Linked DNA regions of Homo sapiens: region 1 is linked to region 2. A link is a loop called in an ENCODE intact Hi-C map of the cell type or tissue named here. Cell type or tissue: dorsolateral prefrontal cortex. All regions are shown on one strand. Each heading gives the region's core, and the rest is flanking DNA. Links, peaks and the distances in the headings are about the cores only.

Region 1 (15,171 bases), core at 4,290-12,289, 86 kb before region 2:
AAGTTTCCCTCCTTCTCAAGCTCCAGGCCCACAGGGGTGAGCTCTTTCTGAGCCAGGAGAAGTACCTAGGGCTGCTGTGTAGTTTTTCAGTACCCAGGATGGCCAGGATGCTGAGCCTCCGGGGCAAGATATTCCATCTGATTTCGGGAGACAGTCCTTCCTAATGCAGACCAAACTTGATATCCTAGTGGCTGTCCCTCTGAGGTCAGTGATCAACTGCTCCTGTCCTCCCTGCCCCAGTGAGCTACAACATAACAACTCGCTCTCACCCCTTATTTAATCCTGGCTTAAATGGGAGCACTATTGAGTGGGGGCACTAAGATCCCCTAGCCATGACCTTGGGCCAGACACTGTACTGGGTGCTTTGTGAACATCTTTTTGTTCAAGTCTTATGACAACCTAATGAATGTGAGAATTGCTTTCTCCAATTATAATGGGACAGCATAGGATAGAGTTTAAAAGCAGAGACCCTCTCAAATCAAGCTGCCTGGGTTCAAATTTCAGAATTGTTTTTTTCCAGGGAGAACCTGGGGAGCCTAGATCCAGGGAAAGAACAGCACAGAGAGTTATAAATCTTTGCATTCATGTTTGCATTTTTCAATTTCATATTCTTTGCATATGAAACTTCCTGTGGTTCCATATTTTAAAAGTATATATAGATGTTACCCTGGTACTGCTTTGCCCAGTGTCAATTCTCTCCCTCAAGAGAATGGACTTGCAATTCTCTCACCAGAGGTGACCAATTTTGCATTTAATTTGCAGTTTGCCCCTCTTTGTTATGCAATTGTGTTGCTAGCATTAGACCCTCTATTTCTGGATCTCTCATTCTAGAATTCTTTGGGCCTCTTCCCCCAGCTTTCCTCCCAGCCCCAGCCTGGCTCCCCTGAGCTGCCTGTTGATGCTTTTGATTTCTCTCTCAGTGGCTCCCTCCTGGCATCGCAGGACACAGTGTCTAGCACGGAACGTTTCAGGGGAGCCACGGGGAGCTCTGCGTCAACGGAGATGTAACGCTGGAATGAATGCCTACACGCAGAGTGAATATCTGCACGAGGGAGACAGTTATTGGGGCCAGGTGGGGCAGTGGGGGGCCGTGTTTGCCCTGGAGCTGGGCATGCTGCTTAGGTCCATCCCGGGTGACAGCTGCTTTCCTTCTCCAACCCCCAAGCGTGATGCTCCGTTTGAACTGGGATTTGTCAAGGAAGCCGTGAACAAACCGGGATGTTTTTCCTCTGATGAATTGCCATTGCCAAATTTTGGAGTTACTTCCTGGGCCTAAATGCTAGACGGCAAACCCACAGTGCTTATGGTGTGCCAGACACATAGGGTAGGAGGTGAGGGAACCCAGATACCTTTCTCTGACCAAGAAGGGCTATGGGCCTATAGGGGCTTTGAGCAAATCACTGAATCTTCCTGGGGCTGTCAACTTCCTCATGTGGGAGGAAACCGGGCAGAGGAGTGGGGAGCAGGGCAAGGCCCAGAAAGTCATGAGTTCCCCATCCCTTTGCTGAACACCTGTCACCTGCCAGCCACTGCTCTAGGCACTGGGGCATGAAGATGAGCCCCGACAGCCCTGCACTTCAGGGGCTCACCTCCTAGTGGAGGGGCAGATGTGTGCCCAGCCGGTTATGGGACAAAATGGTAAATTCAGACAAAGCTGGGCTCGTATGGGAAGGCGTTCCAGAGAGGTTGCATCTTGCTTGGGAAATAGGAAGAGTGTTCATTTGGGGGCACATTTTTTTTGTCCTTATTCTCTCTGTTTTTTTTTTTTTTTCTGCTTTATTTTTTCCTGGCTCAAATGGTCCTAGCCCTAGTGACCTCCCCTTCAAGAAGCAGTACAGCCCAGTGGCTGTTCCAGGTTCAGTAGTGTCCTTGTAAAGCTCATGTCTACTCTGCAGCTCAGAATGTGGCTGTGTTGGAAATAGGGTCTTTGCAGACATAATTCCTTAAGATGAGGTTATATAGCATTAAGAGGGGCCCTAAACCCAGTGACTGGTGTTCTTATAAGAATTCGACATGTGGACCCAGCCACACGCAGAGGGAGGAAGGCCTTGTGAAGATGGAGTAGAGATTGGAGTGATGCAGCTATGAGCCAAGGAATGTTAAGGATTGATAGTAACCCCTGGAAACTAGGAAGAGGCAAGAGAGGATTCTCTTCTACAGCCATTCGAGGGAGCATGGCCCTGCTGACACCTTGATTTCTGACTTCCAGCCTCCAGGACTGTGAGACAATTTCATTTGTTTTAAGCCACACAGTTTGTGATACTTTGTTATGGGAGCCCCGGGAAACTCTACAGTGGCTAAGCACGTAGATCCTGGCATACGGCCTCATTTCTTTTGTTTTTTTTTTCTTTTTTGAGACAGAGTCTCATTCTGTCTCCCAGGTTGGAGTGCAGTGGCATGATCTTGGCTTGCTGCAACCTCCACCTCCCAGGTTCAAGCAGTTATCCTGCCTCAGCCTCCTGAGTAGCTGGGACTACAGACATGTGCCACCACGCCTGGCTAATTTTGTATTTTTAGTAGAGACGGGGTTTCACAATGTTTGTCAGGCTGGTCTCGAACTCCTGACCTCAGGTGATCCACCCGCCTTATCCTCCCAAAGTGCTGGGATTACAGGTGTGAGCCACTGCACTTGGCCGCCTCGTTTCAAATCTTACTTAAGCTGTGTGACCTTAGGTAAGTGACTTGACTCCTCTGTGCCTCGGTTTCTTCTTTGTAAAATGGTGATAGTATTAGCATTTACCTCGCAGGACTGTGTGAGGGCCGTAATAAGTTAATGAAGGCAGAGCATGTAAAATAGTGCCCAGCACATAGAAAACACTGCGTGTTTGTGATTATTATTTGAAGTCCATCTACACTCCCGCTTCTGAACCACAGAGCTCTCCTCGTACCCCAGAGTGAGGCCGAGCTGCCTTGTCTGTCTGTCTGTCTGTCTGTCTGGGCCTTAGTCTCCACTGTTCCTAGAGAGGGGCTGTGGGCACACCCTCACAGCATCTCAAGTGGACACGTGTGGGCAGCTTGTCCCCCTGTTCCTCTTTCATTGTCCTTGTCCCGCCTTTATTTTATTCAGGCTGCAAGGATAGAAAGTGGGAGAACCCAGACACCTTTAAAAGTAGAGTTTCCTCCAGTGGAGAAGAGCTGTGAACCTAACAGCTGGGGGGCTTTGAGCAAGTTACTCAATCCTGGTGGGCCTCTGTTTCCTCATGTGTGAAACGGGAATGATGGCTCACCCCAACATCAGACGGCTGCCTAAGGATGACAGGAAGTGAGACCATGACTCCAGGGAGCAGCTGTCAATAAATGTTCCATGCAAGAAAATCCACACCAGAAAGACATTTGTGCTAGTCTCAGTCAGGCATAGAAAGAAGCACATTTTTACTATGGCTTAAACCTCACACATACGGGGCCATTCTGCATGGGCTGTTGGCGTCAGGTGCCCAGGCGATGGGACCCCACAGCCCTGCAATGTCTCAGCGTGGGCATCGGTGCAGTGACCAGCTTTCCTGGGGCTGTTTCTGACTCAGTATAGGGTGAGGATGGAGTTGGACTCCACTCAGTGTGGGGGCCCTGACATTTCCCCTTCAGGCATGGGTCTTCTTTGGATGTCTGATGGATTTTTGCTCTGCCAATGGCAGCCACAGAGTGGGACATACTGCTGGCCATGGGGGCCTGGGATGTGTGTGTGTGTGTGTGTGTGTGTGTGTGTGTGTGTGTGTGTGTGTGTGTGTGTGTGTGATGCAGCAGCCAAAACAGCTTCCATGAAGTATCTACCAGGTTGGAGAGGTAGGAGGAGCTGGGAGAAGGGAGGGTCAGAGGTCAGCCAAGTGCAAGTCTCAGTTACTGTATTTTTGGGTAGGAACGAGGTCCATCAACAGAGAAGTGTCTTGTGAACATCCACAGCTAAATGGCAGCTTTACCCTTTACACACCTTGCCTCATATGTAAGCTAAGGGCCATCACTTTGACCACCAGCATAAAATGTCTGCACTATGGGCACGTGTTAAAGAATTCAGAGACATGCTGAAGAAATGAACTGTTAGAGACTTTTTATTTTATTTTTATTTTTTGAGATGGAGTCTCACTCTGTCACCCAGGCTGGAGTGCAGTGGCGCGATCTCGGCTCACTGCAAGCTCCGCCTCCCAGGTTCACTCCATTCTCCTGCCTCAGCCTCCCAAGTAGCTGGGACTACAGGCGCCTGCCACCATGCCCAGCTAATTTTTTTTGTATTTTTAATAGAGACGGGGTTTCACCGTGTTAGCCAGGATGGTCTCGATCTCCTGACCTCGTGATGTGCCCACCTCGGCCTCCCAAAGTGCTGGGATTACAGGTGTGAGCCACCGTGCCCGGCCTGTTAGAGACTTTAAATGGATGCTTCCACCTTTATTTCTTTGGATTCTTCACATTTGATTCATGTAATAAATTGGGTATTTAGAAAGCAATGTATCTGGGCTGTATTTGCTTTATTCTACAAAATTGGGTTTATTGAATTACAGTTTAAATGTGTTCATGAGCCATATAGAGTTGATTAGAAAAGAAAAAACAAAACCACTCATTTGAAGAACATTTCTGTCTCTTGTAGAAATATAAGAACATGTCCTCTGCAATGTCACACACAATCTTTTATAGAAGGATCTATGCTACAGGTTCTTTTCTGGATCTAGTGTCAGGGAAAACATGTTTATCTCTACAGCTGACTTGTAGTGACTTGATTTGTTTCCCTTTTCACCTTAGCTGCCAGGAAACCTGTGGCCACATTCAGTGCCTGATTGTGAGAACTAGTTCACCTTGGACTCCTGTTAACACATACTCCTTTGTTCCCTTTTAATAAGTCTATTTTGCTTACATTCCTAATTATGCTATTTTATATTACATCTTCTCTCAAATCCTTTAAAAATGGACAATTCTTCTGGGTGTATACCCAAAATAATTGAAAGTAGATATTTCAACAAAAAACATAAACATGAATGGCTGTAGTGGCACTATTTAAAATAGCCAAAAGGTGGAAACACTCCAAAATGTCCATCATCTGATGAATGAATAAACATGTGGTCTATCTCTATAACGGCCTATTATTCAGCCATAAAAGAGTGACATTTTGATACATGCTACAACATGGATGAACCTAACCTCAAAAATGTGTTAAGTGAAATAAGCCAGATACAAATGCATGTGCATATTTTATGATTCCATTTATATCAAATGTCCAGAATTGATAAATCCATAGTTGCCAGGGACTGGGGAAAGGGAAGAAAGGGGAGTGTGACTGCTCAATAGATACAGGATATTTTTTGGGGGGTGATGACAATGCTTTGGCACTAAATAGAAGTGATGTTTGCATGACATTGTGAGTGTATTAAATGCCACTAAATTATACATGTTAAGATGGCTAATTTTATGTTATGTAAATTTGCCCTCAATTAAAACAATAGTGCATTAATTTTTTTAATGAGTGGAGTATATAAATGCCACTTGAATGAAAATGGTGTGCTGGGCTCTCAGTGGAACATCTCACTGCTCTGGGTCACAGGCAGGGTGTTTCCCTCCCTGCTCACTGCTCTGTTTGTCTCTCCCAAAGCTGCCTTCCATCCAAGGTGGCAGCTGTCCCAGGAGCCCGCTCTCTGATGGAAGTTGACGCAGAAGTTATGCTCTTTGGTTAGCTTTTTAGGACGAGTTTTCATGATCCATTTACAAATAAATCAGAAGAACTCAGTGATATGAGCTGTATGAGAGAAGGCTTCTGCTTTCTCTAAAGACTCTGTAAACTTAGAGGAATTTCTAAATAAAACCAGGGGCAAGTTGCTCCAGGTGTTCGCTCTCTCCTGCCCTTGGGGAAGACCCAGCAGCATCATCTTCACAGGCACCACCTGGGAGAGTTGTTCCTGCATCTGAGCTTTCCCTCTGGCCAGTTTGTTCAGTTCCAAACCATCATGGTGCAAAGGCAAGAAACCAATTGAGGAATTGCAGAGGAACAACTGCTTGAGATACAGGACATTCTGTAGCATTCCTTTATTTCTTTGAAAACCTGAGGCTAGGGCTTTTTTGGGTTTCATTTTAAGAATTTCTTCCATCTTCAGGCTTCCGCGAGGAAGATAGATCAGGTCATTGCTCTCTGTTTTGGAATCGGGCTGCTCTTCGAATTGCTTCTCTCCTGGTGCTTCCAGGAGGCCAGCACAGTTAGAGGGGTCTGAGGCTGCCTCCCTTTGAGAGGCCCTCCCTATTCAAGAAAAACATTTCTTCCTAGGTGTGGGCTCCCTTCATTCCCTCTTTCTTAGCTTTTTCTTGGGGCAGTGCTTCATAAACACTTGTACATCATTGCACACAGAGAAATTGATAATATTTGTTATTTGTGTAGCACCATGAGGACACATAGAAGAGGGTATTTACAGCTGGATGTGACCTGCCGGGTGGCCTCCCCAGATCCTATGTGGACAGTGTCTGTACTGCATTGGCTGGCAAGATAGAGTTTGAAGGTAGGGAAGGGGATGAGGGATATGTTTAGCCTGCTTTTGCCAGAAGCCCAGAATGAGTCTGTCATTTACCTGTCAGTGCCCAGATCCATTCCCTGCCCTTCAGGCCTGACCCCTGGAAATTACATCTCCCAGGACCCTTTGCCAACTGGCTGGGGGCTGGGTTTGGCCAATGGAAGGCACTGTTTGAGTCTGTGGTCAGGAACAGAGAGGGCAAGCTCCCTGCCTCACTCTCTGGGTAGTGGTCTTTGCATCTTTAGCAATGGTTGTGTTTCTTAGTATTTGCAGCTTCTGCTGGGCAGTCCCTGCTGTTCCTGGCTCCTGCCAGACGGCTCTGACCCTGGGCTTCACAGCACCACTTCCTCCTTTTATCCCTTCAGCCTGGGGTCTTTCTGCTGTTGCTTATCTCTGTGTTGCCTTGTGGCTACCTGTTTGGCTTTTTAGCAACTCCAAGATGTCACCCGTTTCCCCATTAAATTTCCTCTCTCAAGTATAGGATGTGAATTCCGTTTTCCTGACTGGTCTCTGACTGATAGGGCATCCTAGCCACTCCCATGTGGTCTTCCAAATAGCACCAGCTGGTAACAGAACACACATTGGATTAACCTTGTTCTTTGTGCATACACCTTCCTTATCAACCCATGGCGGCAGTAGGCAGCTGCCTAGAATTTAGGACCCCGACAGCTGGCCAAACATCATCTCCCCATGACCAATAATGGGGAAGAACAGAGGTTTGGGGCAGCTGCTTCTCTTGTCTGTCTAGAAAACTCCTATGCATCCATTAAGGTGCATATATCACTACCTCTTCGTCACTGTCTTCTTTTTCCTCTCATTTCCTCTATCTTGGATCAGTTGTTTCTTCATCTGTATTCCCAAACCAGTTTATAGAACTTATGCCTAATAGTAGTTTTTCCATTATAATTACACATAGATTTATTTCCCTTATTAGTCTTCAAGTTTGCTGTGGGCAGTACCTGGTCCCACTCAACTCTGTATGTCCAATGCCTCACTCAGGGCACGATGCTTGGCACATTGCAGGCAATGACATCGTTTTGTTGAATTCGTTGGCCCTCTAACTTGATCCCCTAAGGAACCTTTAAAAAATACTCAGACTCTACTGCAGACCAATGAAATTGCAATCTCTGAGGGTGGGCTCCAGGCATTGGCATTTTCAAAAGGTTCCCTAGGTGATTTTGATGTGCAGCCAGCACTGGGAACCATTGGTTTATTTGACTGCTTCAGCTTACCACTTGCTGTTTATTAATGAGTCCTGCCATCAAACCCAGCTCTTCCTGCAGTTTAATTCAACGTAGCAAATCACTGTGAGTGCCTACTCTGTGGCCAGGCATTGTGCAGGCACACTCTTGCTACTCAAAGTGTGTTCTATGGACTAGCAGCCTCAGCCATCCTGGGAGCTTGTTAAAAATGCAGAATCTCAGACCCCGCCTCATTCTGACCTATGAGTCAGAATTTGCATTTTAACAACATGCCCAGGTGGTTTGCATGCACTTTATAGCCTGAGACACAGTGATGTAGCATCATGCAAATGTCAAATTGCTTTCTCACTGTGAATCTTATTTCCTTTGTGTCCACTCTATTTTGATTCCCTTTAGAGGGGTATCATTTTATATCCCTTTCTCCAGCTAAAATGGGACATCCAAAGGGGGTGGAGACCAAGCAGGAGTCAGATGAGATGAAGGATCCCCTTGAGTGTGGGAGGGATGTGGGAGGGAAGAAATGGACTTTGAGAGATGGAAGCCTTCCTGGGCACACAGAGTGCCAGTGTTTGGGAGGCCTTGGGGATGGGCTGTTTGGAAGGGATGTCTCCTGTTTCTGACATTGCCACTTCCTTGGTTATGATCCAGGCATGCTGGAGGGATGTTGTGGCCATAGTGGCTAGAGGACTGCAACAGATCCCATTGCAGGGAGTGGGGTGACATCGATGCAAACCAAGTAGCCTTACTTGCCTCATGCCTTTGGGATCCACACACCGTAGGAAGTTTCTGCAGGCTGGCCTCCCAGAATCCACAAGGTTACCTGTTGTTCAAGTTAAAATGGAATATGATGACTTGTGTCCACAGGAGCAGTGGCTTTTAAAGGCAGCCAGGAAGGGGCTGAGAATCTTTGCACATCTGATTGCATCTCTGCCATCTCCCATGAGCTGAGCACATCTGGCCCTGGTCTGTTGAGGCTGTGTTTGAGGGTGATGCTGATGATAGCTCCGGGAAGCCAGGAGGGGCCTTGGCTTATCTGGGGAAAATAGCCTTATCTGGGGACCTGCTTCTTTTGCCTGCAGCAGAGGCCTCTGCCATGTACTGTCGCATGGTTGGTACTAAACCTTTGAGAAGACAAAGAAGAGGCAGGATATCCTTCTCCAGAGAAAAAAGCTCTTGTCCCCCTAATATACTGCTTTGCCACCTGAGTCTCTGTGACTGGATGAGGCCACAGTGATAGCACATAACCTGCTTCAACAGGACAGCTGTGTGTATTTCATCTTGAACTCTTCAGATAGATTTAACAGAAGCTTTTGGAGGAATTGGGATTGTGTTTGAGAAACGATGTAGTAAGGGTGTGTTTGGGCTCTGGGCAGGAAGTCAGAAGGTGTTGGGGGGAAAGAGTGACATCTGTGGGTAGCTCAGTTGTCCTGACTGCCTCAGCACTGAAGACAGTTCCACCACCCAGCTCATGGGACAACTATCCCCGCAGTGCCATCCTGGAGGCAGGTGCCTGGGGACTCGCTGGAGGCAGGTAATATAATAGTCCCAGCAATCACCTTCTCATGAAACCAGCCTGTTAGGGTCAAGCAACCTGACAAATACCATTGAGCTCCTGGCCCGAGGGCTGGGGATGCAGCCAGGAATAAAACAGGCCCTGATGGACCCACAATGTCGGGGCGGAGCTAGACGCTAAGCCAGTGACTCCGAGTTTGACTGTGAATTCCCTGAAGGAGGAACAGAAGGTTCTGGGTAATGTAGACCTGGGGCGCTGACCAAGCCTGGGCCTGGGGGTCCCTGAGGAAGCACATTTCCCCTGAGACTTGAAGGAGTTGACCAGGGGCAATGGTGTGTCTGGGGACAGTCTCAGGGAGAAGCACCAGCAGACACTAACAAAGGCCCTGCGTGGGGCCTCCGATGCAGAGACAGATGGCTGTGGCTGCAGGGCTATGGCCGAGGTGGGAGCAGGGAAAGGAGCTGTGAGCCAGGAAAGACCCGGCCCCGCCCGCCTGGCCACTGTAAGGAGTGTGGGTTTCTCCTCAGAACCAGGACTCTTTGAGGTTTCTGGAGAGGTTTGTTTTTTTTTTTTTTTTTTTCGAGACGGAGTCTTGCTCTGTCGCCCAGGCCGGAGTGCAGTGGCGCAATCTCGGCTCACTGCAAGCTCCGCCTCCCGGGTTCGCGCCATTCTCCTGCCTCAGCCTCCTGAGTAGCTGGGACTACAGGCGCCCGCCACCGCGCCCGGCTAATTTTTTGTATTTTTAGTAGAGACGGGGTTTCACCGTGTTAGCCAGGATGGTCTCCATCTCCTGACCTCGTGATCCGCCCGCCTCGGCCTTCCAAAGTGCTGGGATTACAGGCGTGAGCCACCGCGCCCGGCCTGTTTTTTTGTTTGTTTTTTGGTTTTTTTTTTTGAGATGGAGTCTCGCTGTCGCCCAGGCTGGAGTGCAGTGGCGCGATCTCGGCTCACTGCAGGCTCCGCCCCCCGGGGTTCGCGCTATTCTCCTGCCTCAGCCTCTTGAGTAGCTGGGACTACAGGTGCCCGCCACCTCGCCCGGCTAATTTTTTTTTTTTGTATTTTTAGTAGAGACGGGGTTTCACCGTGTTAGCCAGGATGGTCTCCATCTCCTGACCTCGTGATCCGCCCGCCTCGGCCTCCCAAAGTGCTGGGATGACAGGCGTGAGCCACCGCGCCCGGCCTCTGGAGAGTTTTAATAAGTGTCTTCCAAGGCATCTCTAGCTGCTGTGGGGAATGGATTAGAAAAGGCGGCTGAGCAGATCCCGGAAGATGAGGTCGGCAGCTGTTGCAACTGGACCCCTCTTCATTAAGCTGTCCACATTCATAAGGCACACTCCAGGTCTGCAGGAGGGAGCATGAGGGATTCAGGGGACGCCCTTGTCCCCTGTACACACCTAGGGGCCGGTTCGACTACAGTAGGTAGGTCAGGGTTATGGGAGACTCTGTTCAGCCTGTGTGCCTTCCCATCCCCAAAGTCCTTAGGAGCCTTCTCTTGTAGTCAGGCCCGCCATTTTATTTATTCAGGGCCTGGAGAACGAGTAGGGGCCAAACCGGGGTGAGAGGGCTGACCCTGGAGTCACCGTTTTGGGGGCTTAGGATAGCCCTTGTTCAGAAGCGGGCTGTGTGCAGTTGGGTTACCTTTCAGTGCTCAGGAAATAGAGGGCTGTGGCTGGCTGGCTTCCTGTATCCCTAGGATGATATACCAGAGCTCATGTCTGTAGAAGTTTGTAGCCTCCTAGGAAGAGATCTGTGGCAGATCATGTAATAAGTGTGATTTCACGTAAGCATCGCTGCCATGCTGGGCTCTTGGACCTCTGTGGGACCTTGGGGAGATGCTTGCAGGAGAGGCCTCAAAGGCCTGGCTGGTGAGATGGGAGGGTCTGAGAGCCGAGGCCCACGTAGGCCAGTCTGGGCGGTGGACACATTCTGGCTTGCGGTTTCCCCATGCTCTCTTGAACCAGGGAAGTCTGTCATCCCTTGTGTTTCTCACCCCACACGGACACTAAGGCATCAAGGCTCCAGCTGAAATGCATTTTAAACCCTGAATCCAGATCCCTCGTCTTCCCACCATATACAGAACCACATGCTAAGCTTAGCAGCAGGGGGAGAAAATCACTTTTTATGAACGTCACTGTCAGCCCTGGATTGTTTTCTTCTTTCTCTCCAATTTCTCAGCACTCCTGAGAATGCTGATTTTCCTGGTAGGAAGGGCAGGACTGATGTGGGATATTGCCCAGACTGTAACAAGAATCTCAGAAACGCATCATCTTTCCCATCATATTCCTTTCCTTTTCCCTCACCTCCTGTCAAAGTGGTTTGATCCAACTGAGTTTGATCCAATGGGAGAGGGGCTTGTACCTCACCACTCAGGTAGCCCTGCTCTGCTGAGAGGTGACACCTGATGAATGTGCCTGAGCCAGAGACTGTGCCCAGCAGGTGGCACGCCCCCAGTGAATATTTGTCCAGTGACTGCAGCCTCGCTTCCCTTCACCAGCAGGTCTGGATGTATGGAATGAGAGTCTGTGGCTTGGGCGGGCTCCCATTCTCACACCTTTATGTAACTGATTAGTTCATCCAGAAAGAATTTTTAACACCTCCTAGGGTGCAAGCAGGGTGCAAAGGAAAGGGCCTTTCTGAGGGGAGAAAAGATACACCCACAAAAACTCTGATCCCAAAACAGACTGTGATAAGGCTGGAAGGAGAACCTGGCCAAGGATCAGGGCATCAAAGGAAGAGTTTGTAGAGTGAGCAGCATTAGAAATGGCTGATTGTAGGAGTAGAAGTGATCAAAATCTGGCTTCCCTACATTTCTATAATGTGTTATCGTTAATTGTGATTTTTTTATAGACAGTGGCTTGTTGAATCATCTCAAGAACTCTGTGAAATAGGCAAGACTTTTTTTTAATTTTTCAAGTTAGAAGGTAATAGGGGAGAGAGTATGCCAGAAGGAGAGAAATCCCAAGACTGGCGAGAGCAGGTGTCTGAAAGGCATTAGATTGTTGGGATTAAGAGCAACTGCTGCGGAATCCAATGGAGGAGAGAGTTTGTATCTGGACTTCACTTAAAAAATTACCTTTGCTTGACTAACACAAGAACAGAAAACCAGACACCACATGTTCTCACTCATAAGTGGGAGTTGAACAATGAGAACACACGGACACAAGGAGAGGAACATCACACACTGGGGCCTGTTGGCAGGTGGGGAGAAAGGGGAGGGAGAGCGTTAGGACAAATACCTAATGCATGTGAGGCTTAAAATGTAGATGATGGGTTGATAGGTGCAGCAAACCACCATGGCATATGTATACCCGTGTAACAAACCTGCACATTCTGCACATGTATCCCTGAACTTAAAGTAACATTTAAAAAAATTATCTTTGCTTTTTTTTAAAAAAATTATTTTTATTGATACATAATAGACATACATATTTTGGGGTACATGTGATAATCTAATACATTCGTATAATGTGTAAAGATCAAATCAGGGTTATTGGGATAGCCATCACCTTAAATATTTATCTTTTCTTTATTCTAGGAACATTTGAATTACTTTCTTCTCGCTATTTGGAAATGTACAATAGATTAATGTGAACTATAGTCACCCTACTGATCTATTGAACATTAGGTCTTATTTCTTCCATCTAACTGTATATCCATACCCAATAATCAACCTCTTTTAGCCGTGTGAGGTTTGAGAAGGTCGCTCAACCTCTTGGTGCCTTTCATTTATAAACAAGAATGATAAAACCTGTTCGTTAGGGTGGTTATGGGATTGAAATGAGATTAGGGGGGTAAATGCAGAGACTGACACACAGTAAAAGCTCAAACAGTGCAACTCTTTATTCTTTTAAGTGGATTATTGGGGTCTGAGTCATGCGGTAGGAGACAGAGCTGGAAAGACACACATGGGTTCCCATGTGTAGCAGCTGGTAGACAAAAAGGTGTCTTAGTTTGGGAATCCCTAGAAGCAGATCCTGAGAGAAATATTCAAGGGCAAGTGATTTATGTGGGAAGTAATCTCAGGACTTCTAGGTAGGGGAATGGGGAACTGAGATGGGAAGTCAGGAAGAGTGTGTACCGAGCTAGCAATCACTGTGGGAAACTGGATCTGGGATATTTGTCCGCCATCATTGCTAGGAGGGCTGCTCCTGGGGTATTAAGCCCTGCAGACACTTGGCCCACTCCAGAGAAAGCTCTCAGGAAGAGAGAAGCAGGTGCTGGCCACTGGGAGCCAGCTAGCATCAAAAAGTGGGAAGGTCTGAGGGACATCAGTGGGACACACAGAGTGTTTGCTTGGCAAGATTTGCAGTGTCTCATCCAGCCCCTGCCCAACCAGATTCTCCTGCTGGCCAGTGGCATTTTACTTCCTAGGGAATCAGCAATGCTAGTTTTCCTTCTTTATCTTCTGGTCTTTGGTCTTGTTAGTTCTGGGATCTCACGTTTGTGGGAAACAAGACTCATGGGTCACACTCAGCCTTTGGACACACAGGTGTGGATGCTCTCCTTGGCAACATCCTTCTCTCCAGGACAGCACTCTGTGCAGCTGCACAGGTCATGGTGAGGAGATGGGCTTGAATGGAAACTTGCAGGCAGCCTCTGAGGAATCCTAGGACAGGAACAGGTCTGGGGCCCAACTGGCCACACCCTGAAGATGGACATGAATGGGTCGCTTAGTCAAAAGGGCATCTGTATCTCCATAACTCCCCCAAATGACTGTCTGGAGCACACAGCTGAGCACGGGACAGCTTTCAGAAACACTGACTCACTTTTTGGGTTCTTTGAGGTTTCTGCTTTAGAGAATGGGGCATTCTGCCTGTTGCTGCCAACTATGACTTCACACTGCACAGAGCAGCTGGCTGGGAGAGGAGCCCTGTCTCCCAAATGTGGAGATGAATGATTGAAGGGAAAGGCCAGGAGAGAAAGTCAGTGAAGTGGGGGAGATGTCGAACGGAAGTGAAGTTGAAAGAGCCTGAGCAAGGCTGCTGAGATACAGGCTGGTGGAGAAAAAAGCCCCTCGTGCCTCCCCGCTTAGGATTGGATTAGCTAGGAGAAGACCTGGAAGGCAAGAAACGAAGACCAGGAGGAAGGCTCCTGCAGGTTTTGGCCAGCAGTAGTCAGCTGGAGAATGGCTATTAACAGCTGTTTGGGGGTCCTAATCTGTGGAACCCTGACCTTCTTCAGAGGAAAATAGATCTTCACATTTAGGCCTTGATGTAGTCTTTTTTTTTTAGGAATCCAGACCTGTTGGAAGGGCACCATCTATGACAAAGAAATGAGGGAGGAAATAGAAGAGAGAGTGACTTGGAACATCATTCAAATGTATTTTATAAAGTTGTTATCAGTAAGAAGAGCTCTGTATGCCCTATGCAAGCATTTATTCCAGGGGTGTGAAAAGAACCCCTTATGAGCAGACCCAGTGGACAGGGGCTCCTTGGCAAACAGGCAGTTTCCATTAAGAAAAAGCCCAACATCATGGTGGCCTGGCCCTGTGTTCTGAAGTATTCGGACCCCAAGACATCTGCAGGCAGGGCTAGCACCTCACAGTTTTAAGTACAGGGAACAGCAGAGACTCAACCTTCTCTGCTGGGAGGAATGGCCTTTGTGTCCAGATGGCGTGAATTGGGAGTGTTTTCCTCAGGGATCATTTGCACCTTAACCTCTCTGCACTCCTGTAGCATGTACGAGGTGTGCAGGAGGAGAGGGTTTGTTGTCACACAGGTTCCTTGAGAGTCTGAGCTGAAGACTACTGTGAAGTTTATTACCATTATAGAATTCAGATGCAAGTCCTGTGCTGGCCTAGGTTTTGAATTCTTGAATTGCACATGATATGGTGGCTTCACACACCCTTAGAACCGAGGGACAACACCCATGAGACCCGTGGGTGGTAGGTGTCTGCACACTTGTAAATGCAGCTTTTAGTCATTTTGAATTACCAATGGCATGCTGGTGAGGAAAAGGAATAAAACTATCAATAGGT
Region 2 (15,171 bases), core at 3,756-11,755:
AAGACCTTTTCTCCAGATAGTCACATTCTGAAGTACTAGGGGTTACAGTTTCTGTATATGGATTTTGGGACTACATAATCCTAATCCATAACAATCCAGGACTATCATTGTTTTGTTGCTTAAATGATCCTACATTTGGCTATTGAGATCCCCTGTACATTGGCTCCTGTGCCCTGTCTCCAGGCCTCCATTAATCTTTGAGCACTTTCTTACTTTTTAGTATTACAAGCCATTCCAGGCACATGTTGTACTTTCCCTGGTCCGGCCCTGAAATCATCCATTTCTCCAAGGAATCCTCACTCCTTTTATTGGATGTTGGTAGCAATCACCATCTGGGTGCTTCTGTTGTGTGCTAAAGTTTGAGCATTTCTGGTAGAGTGGGCAAGAGCCTGGACGGAGATTTGAATTCAGCTCTAATTTCTTCTTAAATGAGTGACATCCAATTAGTTACTTAATCTGTATAAGCCTGTTTCCTTATCTGTTAAGTGGGGATAATGCTACCACCTCTTAGAATGGTAATAAGGATTGAGTGATGTGCTACATGAAGCATTTAACACCATCCCTCGCTTATAATCAATGTGCAATAAGGATTAGCTTTCATTATTAGTTGAGCTATTTCTAGAGACCAAAGATCAAATAACATGTTACCATCTGCAGGACGGGCAGATTCTAGAGGGATTCTCAAGAACTTCTCAGTGACCTGCTAGAATCAACTCTGCATATTACTTTGAATAAGTTTATCTTGAGATCATACCTGGCATTTTCAAAGAATGTCTAGGGGAGCCCACCCTGTCGCCCCATTCCCAGCACTTTGGGTCCTTAAGAAAGCAGAGCTGTGAATGAGACAGAGGGTCTAGTTTTAATTCCCTATCATCTCATAATGAACCTGGTTTGGTTTCTCGTTCCTAGATGGGCCACCTCCCTTGAAACCAGGAACTTTATCTCTCATTCCTTCTCCATTTGGAGGACCACCCCCTAAACTGGTAGTGTAGCATGGGGAGACGGGTGATGTGCCATGCATTTTAGTTTGTCAGTTGCCATGAGAACAGGGAATCATGGTGAATGGGAGAGATCATAGCTATTAGGACCAAGTAGTGTGTCTGTTCTGGTTTTTATTAAATTTGTTAATTATCTCTTTGTCCTTTTTTTGCAGAGAGCACGGATAACTTTATCTTGTGTAAGTCTGCTTTACCTGTTGCTTTGAAACTGATTTATTCTGATACTATCGGTAACTATTGAATTCAAATAGCCCTCTCTCCTATTCCACATCATCCCTGGCCCATGGCAGCTGAGGGCATCTGAGTGAACTGTGAAAGGGAAATGAAGGGTAGCAATGCTTTTTAGGCAGTTCCAAGCCCACTTTTCTTGGGTAATCACTCTGTGGTTCACTATCCCCCAGGGAGTTTTCTAATGTCTGATGATGTTGTGGATCTCTTTACCTGGATAAAGAGGGGCTGTGTGAGGATGGACATGGGTTTCATGTGCCTCAATAGACCCCTATTGATCATCTTAGTTGTTCTTGCAGAGAGAATATGGAACCTATAAACCTGCTAGTGTTTCTCACCTGCTTCAGGAGCCTGAGCACTTGGCCAGGACTCGCCTCATGAGAGCTTGACTTACAAGGTTTCCTGATAGGCTCATGTGTCCTCAGAAGGAATTATTGAGGCTCAGTTTATAAGTGATTTGGGGCTAGGGCTAGACAATCCTAAAAGAATTTGGGGTTTTGTTTATGGACTGTAGGGAAACCTGTGTTTATTCCTTTTTCTTTTTTTTCTCCATGGGAGGTGGGAATAATAGCAGCAACTGCTGCCATTTTTGCCTCGTGTCTGGCTTGAGATAATAGGTGCTGTTTAGAAACACCCTCGGCTTTCTGGCACTGATGTCAATATCTGTGATTTCTTTAGTTGTCTTCAGCCTTAGAGGACTTGTAATCTTGCAGAATATTCCTTCAGAGAATTCTGAATTGGGGCCATTTCTTGTCAAGGAGGTGATTCTAGATGGTGGAGTGAGGGGAAAATTGATACTTAGCTTCCCATCCTGGCCTTGCTGGGTAAAGGTGGTGTTTCCCGGTCAGATGGTTCTATTTTTTTAACTTAAGCTGCCCTTGTGTTCTGAAATCAGTGTTAGGGGAATGGATAGTGGGCTGATTGATGGATCCCCAGGCCTCCTGGATCTCACTGAGGAGTAAAGAAGGAAAGAGGGAGGGCACAGGAAAGGCAGGGAGAGGAAAAGGAATGCCTGTGGCAAGGAGTAGCAGAATGTCAGCAACAGCTGCCACCACCAGTAACATTTGCCTAATCCAGACCCTGGCCAGGATCCCAAACCATGTTTCTTTTTTTCTGTTCTATAGCTCATGGCCCAAGTTGCCCAGGTTATGTTATTTTCTCTGGGGTTGGGGCAGGGAATGGGACTGAATGTCCTTTATTCCTATGGAGCCTGTGCTTGAACTGTAACACCAGCCAGATGGTCAGATAGGAACCTGGTCTGTGGGGGTGGGGGGTCCTGCAAAGCCTGGGGAAGGCAGACTGCAAGAGCCTGGCTTTCAGAGGATGTTCTGCAGGGGGAAGTCTCAAGGGAGCTTGGGAGTTGGGCAGGGACTGTGGCTGAGCCTCCCCAGCCGGGAAGCTAACTGTCCTCCTCCTTTTTGTGTTTGGTTTTCAGTTGACGAAGTGAGTCCCACACCTCCTATCACTGTGACCCACAAACCAGAAGAAGACACTTTTGGGGTGAGTCACTTCTTGGTCAAGAGGAGTGTGTTGACTGGCATAGTCATTTTCAGACTTCATTTGTGTTGCTAACTTTTCCAAATATTATCTTACTTGAAACTTTGAAAAAAAAAAGTAATGAATTGAACTACGTTCAGGCAGTTTAAACCTTCCTTGTTGGATGGAAATAGTTCATTGTTTGAGGAAATGTTTGACGATCTGCTCCAAGCCCTAGGGTTCAGAAAATCCCCAGTCTGTTAGGAGCCCAGCTGGGCCTGATTTGCAGGGGCTGCTAACTGTACAAGTTTCCTACAAAAGGCCAAGTTGCTCAAGGCATCTCCTTGGGTGTGTTTTCAAGCGCCCACTCCTACTATTTCAGAGCCTAAGATTACTCTGGGGAGGAGGAGAAAGGATTCTTTTTAGAATCCAGATCTTTTCGACTTTCCTGGATAAGAATGTTATATAAGGAATTTTAACATGAAGATGCAGAATTCACTTGCTAATTAAAACAAAATCAGACGCCTCTCTAGGCTTGTTTTTGCATCTGTTAGAATGGCCCCAGGTGAGAAGGGGCTCAGAACATTGAATCGTGGAACTTTCTCTAATCAAATTGGGTAATTTATATACTTTTAAATGTTCTAAGGGTCTCATATATTTCTTCTTCTAAAGACCTTACTCAGTATTGCAGTTCTGAGAAGGCTACAATTACTATGGCAGTAGGACTGTTCTTATCTGGGCACACACATTATTTTCAAGGAAATTGGGTTTTCTGTGATTGTTGCTGACTCTCTGTTTCTGGTTCCTCACAGGTATCCATAGCAGTTGGACTTGCTGCTTTTGCCTGTGTCCTGTTGGTGGTTCTCTTCGTCATGATCAACAAATATGGTCGACGGTCCAAATTTGGAATGAAGGGTAAGGTGGGAGTTTCATTTTCAAGGGCGTCATGGGGGGAAACATTACTGCTTTTGATCAAAAGATACTGTTTTAATCTCCCATTGCTCTCTGAGAGGGCCTCCGGTCATGGGGTCTAACTGGTACTGATGGAAACTCCTGTTTGCCGCTTGTTCTTGGTAATTATGGATTGAAGGCAGTGTTGGGATCTGTGGGAACCAAACTGTAGATCCACATGGTTTTGCTTTGACTGCTGATAAACATTGCTTAGAAGGGCTTATGCAATGAGGATAATTTGGAAAGGAAGTTGGATTTCAGGGCAAATGAAGACGGACTTTGGTTTATTTTCATTACGGGTGAGTAAAGGGACTCCTAGTTTGAGGACACGGTTTTCCTCTTGTTTTTGAAGTTGTGTTGGGAAGGCGTCAGCACAGCAAGATGTAGGGTAGACTCCGGCATTGAAAAGCTGCCCATGCAATGGGATCTCAGCACGTAGCTCTACACAGAGTCCCAGAGTGGATGCCAAGAGCAACATGATTTCTAAATCTGCTGGCTGGCTTCCATGACATACAGTGCTCCACTCCACTGTGGCAGGGTGGGGTGGTGGGATATGGCTCTTTGCCAAGGCTCGGGTAAGGGGACTGGCATGAAAGGGGTTAACATGGTGAATTAGCATCCACCTGCCTGGTCTCAGAGATGGATGTGACCAAATGGTTCAAGAGAGGCTGGGTACCAGTTCCAAAACAGAAACTTGAATTTCAAGATATACTCCCAGCTGGGGTTTCCATGTTTGGCGATGTTGGGTGGGGGTGGGTAGGGAGGCATGATACGAGGTTTGATAAGTTATCAGTTTGCTGAGCCAGGACTCAGGTTGGTGTTATCTGGTGAGACTATGGGATGTGTAGAGAGATGAATTTCTATGGATTCTCTGCATGAGCTTGTGTCTGTGGTTGGGGACCTTGGGGCTTAGGGACTGAAGAAGAGTACATGAATGGCATTCACAGGGACGGTGATCCTCTGAGTTGTATGCAAATGTTGGAGTGTTTGCGCATGGAACCGAACTAGTCCATAGCTTTCGCTATATTCTCAGAAACCTCTGTAACTCCTTGAAAATTCAGAACACTGATATATAGGGAAATACCCAGAGAGGATTAGAAGGGTAGAAAACCCTGTAAACCCAGCTACTCAGGAGGCTGAGGTGGGAAGATTGATTGAGCACAGGAGGTCAAGGCTGCAGTGAGCTGTCATCACACCACTGCATTCCGGTCTGGGCAACAAAGAAAGACCCTGTCTCAAAAACAAACAACAAACAAAAAATGGGTACAGGGTGCCCTGTTTCCAGAAGATTTCTGCCTTTGCACTCTCTGCTCTTGATGAACCTGATCAACTCACAGCAAAGCAAGCTAGTTTTTCTTAAGTCATCTGAGATATTTTGACCAAGAGAAAGACATGTGCAGGCAAATTATAAAGGTGGATGGAAGTTTGGCTGGAATCCAGATGACTTAAACAAAATCAGACCACTTTTAGGCACCTAGATTGGAGATGTCTTATCTGCAAACACAACATGCCAAACAAGGCTTTCTAGATCTAGAAGATGAGACGACCACTGAGTGAGCGCACAGCTTTCAATCTTTGGATAATTCTTGGGCTCCTGGTTTTGAGGACTGGCACTATTATTGCCTGTGCAAAGTTTTCCTACCATGCAGGGAGCTTTTATAGCTCTTCCTCCTTCCACCTGAGAAAACATCAGGGCCTTGACCAAAGGGAAGAATGGGGCATTGTTGCTCTTCCCCTGAGGAGGCGCACCACCAGCTGAGACCCTGCGACATGCTTGGCAGTGCTGTAAGAGCAGATTTTTCCTATTAATTGTCATCCTGTTTCTGGAACAGCATGTCCCCATGTCGGATGGATTAGGCAGCACCCAGGGTGGTTCCTCCCCTCAGCTGTCCTCAGAGCTTCTCCCAGCCCCTGCTCCCCTCTCCCAGGCAGACCTTCCTTTCTTGGCCCTGGTTGGGTCAGGAGAACATGTCCACGTAGGTGGAAGTGAAATATCCTCTATTGTAAAGTCGGGCAACTTAAAGTAAGTTATACTGGAGTTATAGGCAAGATGAGATGGTGTATCTAAGACTCACCTTGTTTAGAATTAAGCCTGAATCTCTTTCATCTTTATGAAGCCAGATTATGTTTGGGTCTCACTTTAGGATAAATAAGTGCAAAACAAAAATAAAATTCTAAGCCCCCCAACCATCCGAATGCATCCCTCTTCTCAACAAGGGCATCCCAAAGTTAACCTGAAAAACTAGTTCAGACCATGATGGGAAGCAGGGAGCCATACATGCCTCATTAAACCCTCCTTCTTTTTGGAATTACTGATAGAATAGACTCGTTAAGTCTGATGAGAAACATTTGCAATCTATTCTGTCTGATGCCTGCTACCTGGAGGCTTCATCTGCATCATAAAACCTTGGTCTCCATAACCTCTTATTGAACCTTCCTATTGAAAATAACTCTTTCAACCAATTGCCAATCAGAAAATCTTTGAATATGCCTATGACTTGGAAGCCCCTGCTTCCAGTTGTCCTGCCTTTCTGGTCGGAACTAATGTACATCTTACATGTATTGATTGATGCCTTATGTCTCCCTAAACTGCATAAAACCAAGTTGTGGCCCAGCCACCTTAGGCACATGTTCTAAGGATCTCCTGAGGGCTGTGTCACAGGCCATTGGTCACTCATATTTGGCTCGGAATAAATCTCTTCAATTATTTTACCGAGTTTGACTCTTTTCTTTGACATAAGCAAATGCCTCAAGCTGCATTAACCTTTGATCTTTTATTGCCAGCGAGCATCACAGTCTTGGATAAAGAGTGATGACACCGGTACCAGAAGTTCCCTACCTTTTACTTAGGGAAAGCCTTGTCTCTTCACATCCACCCCAGTCTCAGTTTTGAATTTTCAAGTCTGGGTGAGAATGTACGATACCACTTAATTGCTCATTGGCTTCAGCAAAGTTACTACCTTCTCAGTGCCTCTGTTTCCTCAACTCCAGAATGGTAATAATACTACCTCCCTCACTGGGTTGCTGTGAGTGTCAAGATCTATGTGTAACTGGCATATAAAAAGGCTCCATGGGAACATTTCTCCCTTCTTTTCTTTATGTATAAACCTTCATAGGTTCCTTTTATTGCCTTCCAAAAAGGGCTGCCCATCCAAGACGCAATCATGCCCTCTTTTGTCCTGCACAATATTTAGTAAAATGCCTTTATTATACGCTAATCCCAGTACATTGTCATTTCTTTGCTGGTAGACCATATGTCTGTCCTACTTGACCAGGAGCGACCTATGGCAGAAATCACAGATCACTCAGCCTAGTATGCCTGAAAACACCACGCAACATTTGACAATTGCTTGTTGAATTTAGAAATGAATGACTTTAATTTTAATAATAAAAAAAGTACAGCTTATAAATTAACAATGGGCTAGTTAGAGTTAATTGGGAGATCTGAGATGTCTGGGCAGTGGGAAGTAGAGAGATGATGATAGGGAAAACTCATAAACAATTCCCCATCCACATCTGAGGGCCAGGTGTATCGATAGGGAGGGCCTACTAATAGGAGCTTTACTTCCTTCTGAGAAATAAAAAAAATACAGAAAAAGACAAAGATTAATATAACAAACACCCATATTCCCTCCACCTAGAATAAATGACTTACTGTTTTGTCTTATATTTGCATTTACTGCTTTAGTTTGGGAAGATATAAAATATGACTAAAACTAAAACCCCTTTAGTCATCCCCCTGGTCCTATTCCCATCCCCATCTCCATAGGCAGCCACTAGCCTAAGTTCAGCATCCTCCAGTTCACTGACTGAAGCTTCTTTCCCTGTATCTCTGTCTCTGTGTGTCTCTGTCAGCTGTCTCTCCCCTCATGGCTGTCTCCCAGATAAACTCACACCTCCCAGACTGCCAAATTAGCAACCACCTCTACTACATGAAAGATGAGTGGCTAAGGCTGGTAAACAGTTCATTTTCATACTTCTACCTATATGTATATGTACACATATATGCATATGTCTCTGTATATCCATATGTAGACACACAGACATGCATATATATCAGTATACTTACAAAATGCATTACTCTGTGAGTGTTTTAATTTATATTCATGCTTATACTCTGAGTAACTTGCATCTTGCTTTATTTCCTTGTCATATGTTGGAGATCTCTCTCTGTCGGTATGTGTAGGAATTCCAATGGGTGCCCATTTTATGGGAGATGAATATATTAACCAGATCTCCTAGAAACAAACCGAACATGCTTTGTCTCAGAGCCCTCCAACTGCCATGTTGATCAAAATTTTGGCTTGGGGAAGGGGTCACCTTGGGACACAAGCTCATCTTCTTTTGGAATCACAAAGGTTTTAAGATGGTGCTAAGTGTACAGTGGGGGTTTCTTTTTGCTATTGATGAAGTCTAATGCTTCAGAGTGGCAGGGGTGATTTGTGAAGTATTTGGCATGTCCTGGGCACTGCCCTATCAGCCAGCCCTCCTGCTGGAGCAGGGCCCTGGAGGTCCCCACTGTGCTAGACATTAACTCTTTGATTGTCAGATCATGGGGTGGCCAGGGTGGTTGGGAGGTGTGTACTTGTGGGGTTCAGGGCATGGGCTATTTACTGCAGCTACAGAAACATATAAAAATATTTCAGCATTTTAACAACTAACTAGAGTGTACCCTTGCATCCTGGGCCTGGAAGTGAGATGGTTCAGAATTTAGGACAAATTCATTCTCATAAAATATTGTTAAATTAGGCATTAAAAGATCATGACAGTGATCTGGCTGGGCTCTCCTGTATCCGTATTTCCAGGTGAAGAAACCGAGGCCCAGACAAGGAAGTGACTTGCTTTGGTTTGGCTGAGTTTTAGCTCCAACCTCTTTCCACAGCAACACAAATGCCCTGACTCCTTTGTCTTGGCTGCACACTGTCCACATCCATAGTGCACCATCATCATTTCACGTCGTCATTAGAACAATAACCAGGCAATAGGTGTTAGTGTGTCTGAACAATAATAAAACTTGCTCTGTAGTTTTCATATAAGGTGAGCATCAAAATTATTTAATAGAAAGTATAAGGTGAGCATCATAATTATTTAATAGAAAAAGAAGCAAGTGTGTGGATCTTTTGCAGTCTGTAAAAAAAATACATACATTATTTGGCCTCTTTTCCTCTTGACCACCTCATAAGTATCTTTAAATACTTCTAGATCAGAGATACTGTGAGAATTACTTCATACTTCTTGGCTTCCTCTTACTCCCATGAAGAAAACAGAATAATAGTTTATCAGAGCTGAAACAGACCTTAGGCTTATTAGGCTAATGTGCCCATTGTACAGCTAAGGAAACTGAGACCCAGAGAGATGCAGTGATGTGCCAGAGCACACAGCTAGCGAGAGCCTTCTGGCCCTGCTTTTCCACATACTTGACTTGTGCAGAGAACCTGGGAGGGTCAGGGAAATGAAGCTGGATTATGAATACATCAGCTCAATCCCTCCAAGGCTCTGATTAATTAACTTTGAATGCTGTGCCACTTAAATGGGGCTTTCGAAAATTCTCTTATTAATCCACTTTTTCCAACCTGGGGCACTCCTGGCCTTGGGGAAAGATAGGAGCTGATGGAGGAGTAGGCTCCAAGAACTTCCTTCATTTATTTTCAGACATGCTAGAGACTGCACGCGTGGCAGGACAGCGGAAGTGGGAAGGCCGGGAAGGAAGGGCATCAAGAACTGCTGCTTGGGCTTCCGGCAATGCCTTAAGTGCCTCATCAGCAACCACTTGCCTTTCTTCCTAATGGCTGGATGTGTGCTGGTGCCTCTGATGGGCCTGCGGATGAGCACTTGCAGGACTGTTCCATTGTAAATTAGCGTTAGTTAATAGGTACTTAAAGTAAAGTGGTTGCCTATTTGATTATGATTGGGGGTTATTAACATTTTTTTCCATAAACAGATGGTAACTGTCCTCTGAGTGGATTGTAGAATCCTGCCAGAGTCTTGATTTGGAGGGACTGGCTCCTGCCAAAAGATCTCAGGGGCTGCTGCCACATTGAACATTCTTGTTATCCTTCTGGTTTCACCGGTTGTCTAAGGGAATGATTAGAGTTGGGAAGGAGTCATTTCTGCCTTCTCTCCTAACCTTGGGGCATTGGACTGAGAAGGGTTTCTTCCAGGTGGAGGGAGGTAGGGGTGGGAGGGATCTAGGACTCCTGAGTTTTGATGCTGTAGGTTGGCATTTCTTTCTCAGCTGGAACAGAGTGTCCCTATGTCTTAGCCATGTGTGCAGAGCAGGGGAATTGGTACTGGAAGTGTGGTGTGTGATAGGAGATATCCGAGGTGACTGAAAGGGGGCTGGGACCATGGATGAAAGCACTATTGGTATTGTTGAGTAAAATAGTTTCTTTCACCCTGCACAATACACTTATTTGACTACATTTAGCAGGGGGTCGGGAACCAAGAGCAGTGCAAGGCGGAAATGAAACTGGGTAAAGGAATTGGGTTTCCTGGCTTCCCAAGATGTGTCCATTCTTTGCTCCTCCTCGTTTTCTTCCTTCTTGACTTCTTTTTCTATTTCCTCCTCTGAATTGACATGTGCAAGGGAGGAGGGTACCTTTGGCCCTTGCCATGATCCTGTACTTGGGATTCCTGGTGTAAGATGACTCTTTGAACATAATGTTGAGAGTGGTTTCTGGCTTCTTTCCTGTGTTGTGATCCCAGGGTCCTCGTATTCTCCTAACAAATGTTTGCATGCCCTCCCTCTCTTTTCTGACATTTGACAGACCTTCCAACCACCCCGCTTCCTCAAAAATGCCTAGTATTTGACAAATTCTAAATTAAAGAGGTTAGGTTTGTAGCAGATCCACAGGCAGGACATAAATTTATAGAAGCCAGGGGTCTTCTGCGTCTCCTTCTCTGCTTTGAACTTCAATGGGAGGCTCTGACTGCAGACAAAGGCCCACCCCACTTGATGACTGAGTTCTAGAATGTGGTGCTTGGAGCTTTGAGAAGGCTGTAAAGCCATGTGTGTTTTTCTGGCATGCTTTTGCTGCCCTGTCCTTTGTGGGAGCTTTGCAGGGGTGCAGTGAATCATCATAGAAGTCCCTACACGGTCACCATTGGTCGTGTGGAGGCTGAACTTGCTCTGAAGACTCCAGGGAACCAACTGTTCCCTTGCATCGACTCTCCTATTCAAAGGGAATTCCCTTGAAATAGAGGCTGATGCAAAATATTTTTCCTCTGTGGCTACCTGCTAGCTGGCTCTTCTTGGCAGGCCTCTCTATCCTGTTCAGCAGGGCCAAGGATGACCACTATGCTTGGCTCTATAGCCGAAGTGATGGCATCTCAGATTCATTGAGTGTTGGCAGCAGAGCACAGTGCTTACTGACTCGTGTTGTTGCAAATGGCTCCCACAGGGTTAACAGCCCCGCGATACCTTACCCAGTTTAGACATTCTGCACCTCTTGTCCCTTGCTACTCATGTGACAGGTGAGATCACATGCCTTATGCCCTACTGTGGATGTCACCGGGCTTTCCCAAAAGTGCTGGCTCTCACAGTAATTTTACACCTTAGGAAACTATAACAGAAGATGAGTTAGTAAATGAGATTTTAAAAGCTAAGAATAATAGTAAATTCAAACTGATTTTTGGCTTTTAAAAAGTCACAAACTTTAGTAATTTATTTTTCACCAAAAATCATGGTGACATACTTCCTCACTGATCCAGTTATCCTACAGTATCATGGTACAGGATGGAAAACCAAGAGGGGCTGGGGTTGCCAGCTTTGACTTTCTAGCATCCTTCTTTGTTCCAAATGTTTTTTACCCCCTGTAAAGTCAAGTTGTGGAAACTGCTCCAACAGACCCCCTCCTCTCTTCTCATGGAACATTCTTTCTCTCTCTGCATATTCTCCTCTGGGTCTTGGAAGCTTTCACTTGCGCGGAAGAGGCATGATGATAGGCTTTGGCTAATGAGAAGCTGTCATGTGGCTGCAGTACCCAAGACCCGCGTTTATGCAGCTCATTCTCCTGTGAACTCTGCAGAGGGCTTTAGGATGGCCAAAGAGCAGCCCTGGAAACCAAAGACAGCAAAACAGAGAGATCAAAACAACTGCTAACCAGAAAACATGTTTTTGGACTAGGGAAGAAAAACCACATGCTGAAAACAGCAGCCACCAAGCCAACGGCTGCAAATCCCCGGCCCCAGCTCCTTGACACCCACTGCCCTTTGTGCTGTGGTTCCTCATGGAGGATAAGCTGGGCAGGGGAGTAGAGAGGAGTGCACTGCAGGTGGAGGAATAGCATCCTTCAGCCAGCTGTGCTTCCAGCAAGCAGGTGTGTCTGCCACCTGTTCCAGGGAAGGAAGCAGAAGCCTGAGGCTGGTCTATCTCTGGCCCTTGCACTCAGAAGGGTTAATAACACTCCCTGTCTCTCTTCCTCACTATCCCAGCATACTTAGAGAGAGACCAACCAAGTAACTCTGGTGCCTGCTTCTTTATTGTTTTCTCTTGGATGAACTCTGTTACCACAAGCCAGAGGGAAACATGCTGCTGGCTTCCTCCCTAATGGGATCGGCTACCTAATTTGTGTGGCCCAGTGAAAAATGTTCAAAAAAGATTAGAATTTCCAGACAGCTACAGCACAGCATTAAATTCCAAGCTAAGGTTCTTTTGAGCACAGAGTCAGGTCACAGGTCCACGAAGCTAGCTCTGCTTCCTGAATACAAAATCCATCATGGCTTAAGATCCTAGCTCCTTTGTCTATCCTGAATGGTGATGAAACAGGTATTTCTGTACTTCCTTTTAGAGAGAAGCTGGGATTTGGGCGAAAGACAAGAATATCAGTTGGTTTTTCACTTCTAATCATAGTAGGGGAAGAGAGTGACAGGCATCAAACATTCATTGAGTACCTACTGTGTGCCAGACATCTAATATATCTTCAAATATAGAGACTTCATAGGTGGCTATTATTCCCACTTTAAAGATGAGAAAACTGCTCAGAATGGTTAAATCACTCAAGGTCATGTACCTGGTAAGTATCAAAACTAGATTTTAAATGAGTTTATTCTAAATTGTTGGTTCTCAATCTTAGCTGCACATTCTAAACATCTGATAAGATTATATAACTTCCCAAACCTAGGCCACACTCCAGGTCACTTAATTCAGGGGTGGGTGTTCTTTTTTACTTCCTCTGGTGATTTCTATGTGCAGCTAAGGTTGAGGAACAATGGTCTCAATCCAATAGACGTCCGCATATTTCACTGGCTCTCCAAGTCATTTATGTAGTCTGCAGACCAGCTCATCTGATAATGCTGGGAGCTTGTTCGATGTGCAGTTGCCTAGGGTTTACCCCATACCCACTGAATCAAACTTGGGGTGATTGGGGTACAAGCAATTTCTCTGAGTGATCCTGAATGATTGCTGGGGTTTAGGAACCACCATCCTATATCTGTAGAGAGACAATGGCTGATAACATGAACGGTACTTCTCAAACTTGAACATGCAAGTGAATATTGGAAGATTCTGGGGATCTTGTTAAAAATGTGGATTCTGGTTCAATAGGTCTGGGGAAGGCTGCGAGTCAACATTTGTTACAAGGTCCCAGACAATGCTGCTCTGTGGACCATGCTTTAAGTAATAAGGGGTAAAGTTACTGGTAAATACTTCAGGCCTGCGACCTGGGAACTTAGATCACCTCTCTGCTTTTTGTTTTTTCCTGAGTGCCAGTTGCAAAATGAACCTACCTCAAAGGTCTATAGGCTGGGATTTTGTGACTATAAGATTACAAACTATAACCACCATTTTTTTTTTTTTAAATTTTTGTACTTTTAGTAGATACGGGGTTTCACCATGTTGGCCAGGCTGATCTCGAACTCCTGACCTGAGGTGATGCACCCATCTGGGCCTCCCAAAGTGCTGGGATTATAGGCATGAGCCACCACACCGGGCCTCTATAACCACTACTTGTAAGGCATTTCAGTTCTATCCTCTTTGGGTAAATATGCCTCTCTTCTTTCCTAAAACTGTTTCTATAGTGGCTTCCTTGGTTCGAAACCAAACTGCCACCTCTTTCCACATGACGGGACTTGTAAGGTCTGCTGCCCCAGTTGATTTCAGTAAACTGTCAGGTCAATCAACACTGTTGCCCCCACTGAAGGAGTCTGGGCAGAAGCTCAGAGAGGCTAGCAGGCAGTGGGTAGCCAGCATTCCCAGCTCAGAGCTCCTTGAGCTGCTGTGACAGTCATTCCTCTCTTTCCTTAGAAACTTCTTTATCCTGTTTGCTCTCCCTCCCACCCCTGATCTGGAATGAAATGTTGAGGGCTATAAAAAACCGGAAAAGCTTGTGCTGGCAGGCCCCGGAGTGGCTCGGAGTGGGTCTGTCGGTGGGCGGAGGAAGCCCCATGGGTTAAGTTGGTGGGCTGCCCGGGCTGCCCGCCGGCCTCAGAGACACTGCCCTAGGTGGTGGCTGGAATCCCATTCTTCCCAGTCTTGCTGCTCTGGCGGTTGGTATTCACACTGAAAGCCTGCCCTGCCCTCCAATTTACTGCAGAATAAGAGTTGCATAGTTGGCAGAAGACCAGAGCAGTTTCCAGGACTGATAAGTCCTGGAAATGCCGAGCCTCTCTACCTGACAGGCATCTTGAATTCAAAGGGGCCTCTGTGCTGGAGCAGCCCTGCAAACCTGTTCCCAGGCAGGGGCAGAAGAATGCCAGCATCTGTCTATCTGCCAGCAGGCCTTGACATGAAGCCCCAAGGAGGGCGTCCGGGTGGTTCCAGGAACTGCCTTTCAAAAGTGAATCCTTCCAAATAAATGGAGTTCAGTGGGTTAGCCTTGGACCAGTTGAAGGAGGTGCAGAGGGGCACCCTGTTGTTGGCCTGGGCTCTAGGGGAAGCAGGCAGGATTTGAGTACTGTTATGAGCCATTATGTGTGAAAATGGCTGCCATAGCACCAGCCCGCTGCTTTGTGCCTGCTTTGCAAGGGGCATGCCAACCTGAGGGAGCTGTGTGTGCTGCTTGCTGCCTTCTGAGGAGAAGCGCTATCAGAAATCAGGGGCCATCCAAGAGCTTGGGAAAATGGACACTGTTTGCTGTTGCCCAGTGTGTAGAATGGGGTAGCCTTTCTGGAAAGTGGCTTGACAATATTTATTAAAAACCTAAAATCACAAAAGCCCATGCCTACTGACTCCACTTCTGAGAATTTAACCTAAGGTAATACTCACAAATGGCTATCTGTATTTGTGGATATGGGTATTTATCCCAGTGTGACTTACAGAGTAAACTTGATAAATAAATAATTACTTACAGATCTAACAATAAATGACTAGTTAAATATTAATACATTATGGTCCATATATATGATAAATACAATGCAGACCTTAAAAATGACAACTTTTAAAAGTAGGTATTTAATGTTTCTGAAAGGATACATATGCAAATGGTAAGAAAACCTAATAGTATAAAAGATAATGGAGTAAAAATGTTAGTTTCAGTCCCTTCCTAATTTCCTGCCACTGGGATAACCATTACTTAGAGGT

Evidence for each region. Peaks named below come from ENCODE experiments on the same cell type or tissue, not always from the same donor. Only the 100,000 strongest peaks of a DNase experiment are listed, where the experiment ranks them.
Region 1: a loop joins it to region 2, with 2.6 times the contacts of the local background. A loop is called at or near these places in 1 of 110 quality-filtered maps.

The regions. Positions count from the first base shown.
Region 1 is chr15:88,201,262-88,216,432 of GRCh38, reverse strand. The region is part of intron 3 of NTRK3 (neurotrophic receptor tyrosine kinase 3); the gene reads left to right. Among named protein-coding and RNA genes, the nearest start is that of NTRK3-AS1, 44 kb to the left of the region's middle. In dorsolateral prefrontal cortex, for the core only: no CTCF peak of the experiment used is centred there; no DNase peak of the experiment used is centred there; H3K27ac peaks cover 2,531 bases.
Region 2 is chr15:88,114,717-88,129,887 of GRCh38, reverse strand. It overlaps NTRK3 (neurotrophic receptor tyrosine kinase 3), which reads left to right. Exons shown (of 20, transcript NM_001012338.3): 11 at 1,154-1,177; 12 at 2,662-2,726; 13 at 3,515-3,617. Among named protein-coding and RNA genes, the nearest start is that of NTRK3-AS1, 130 kb to the left of the region's middle. In dorsolateral prefrontal cortex, for the core only: no CTCF peak of the experiment used is centred there; no DNase peak of the experiment used is centred there; H3K27ac peaks cover 3,622 bases.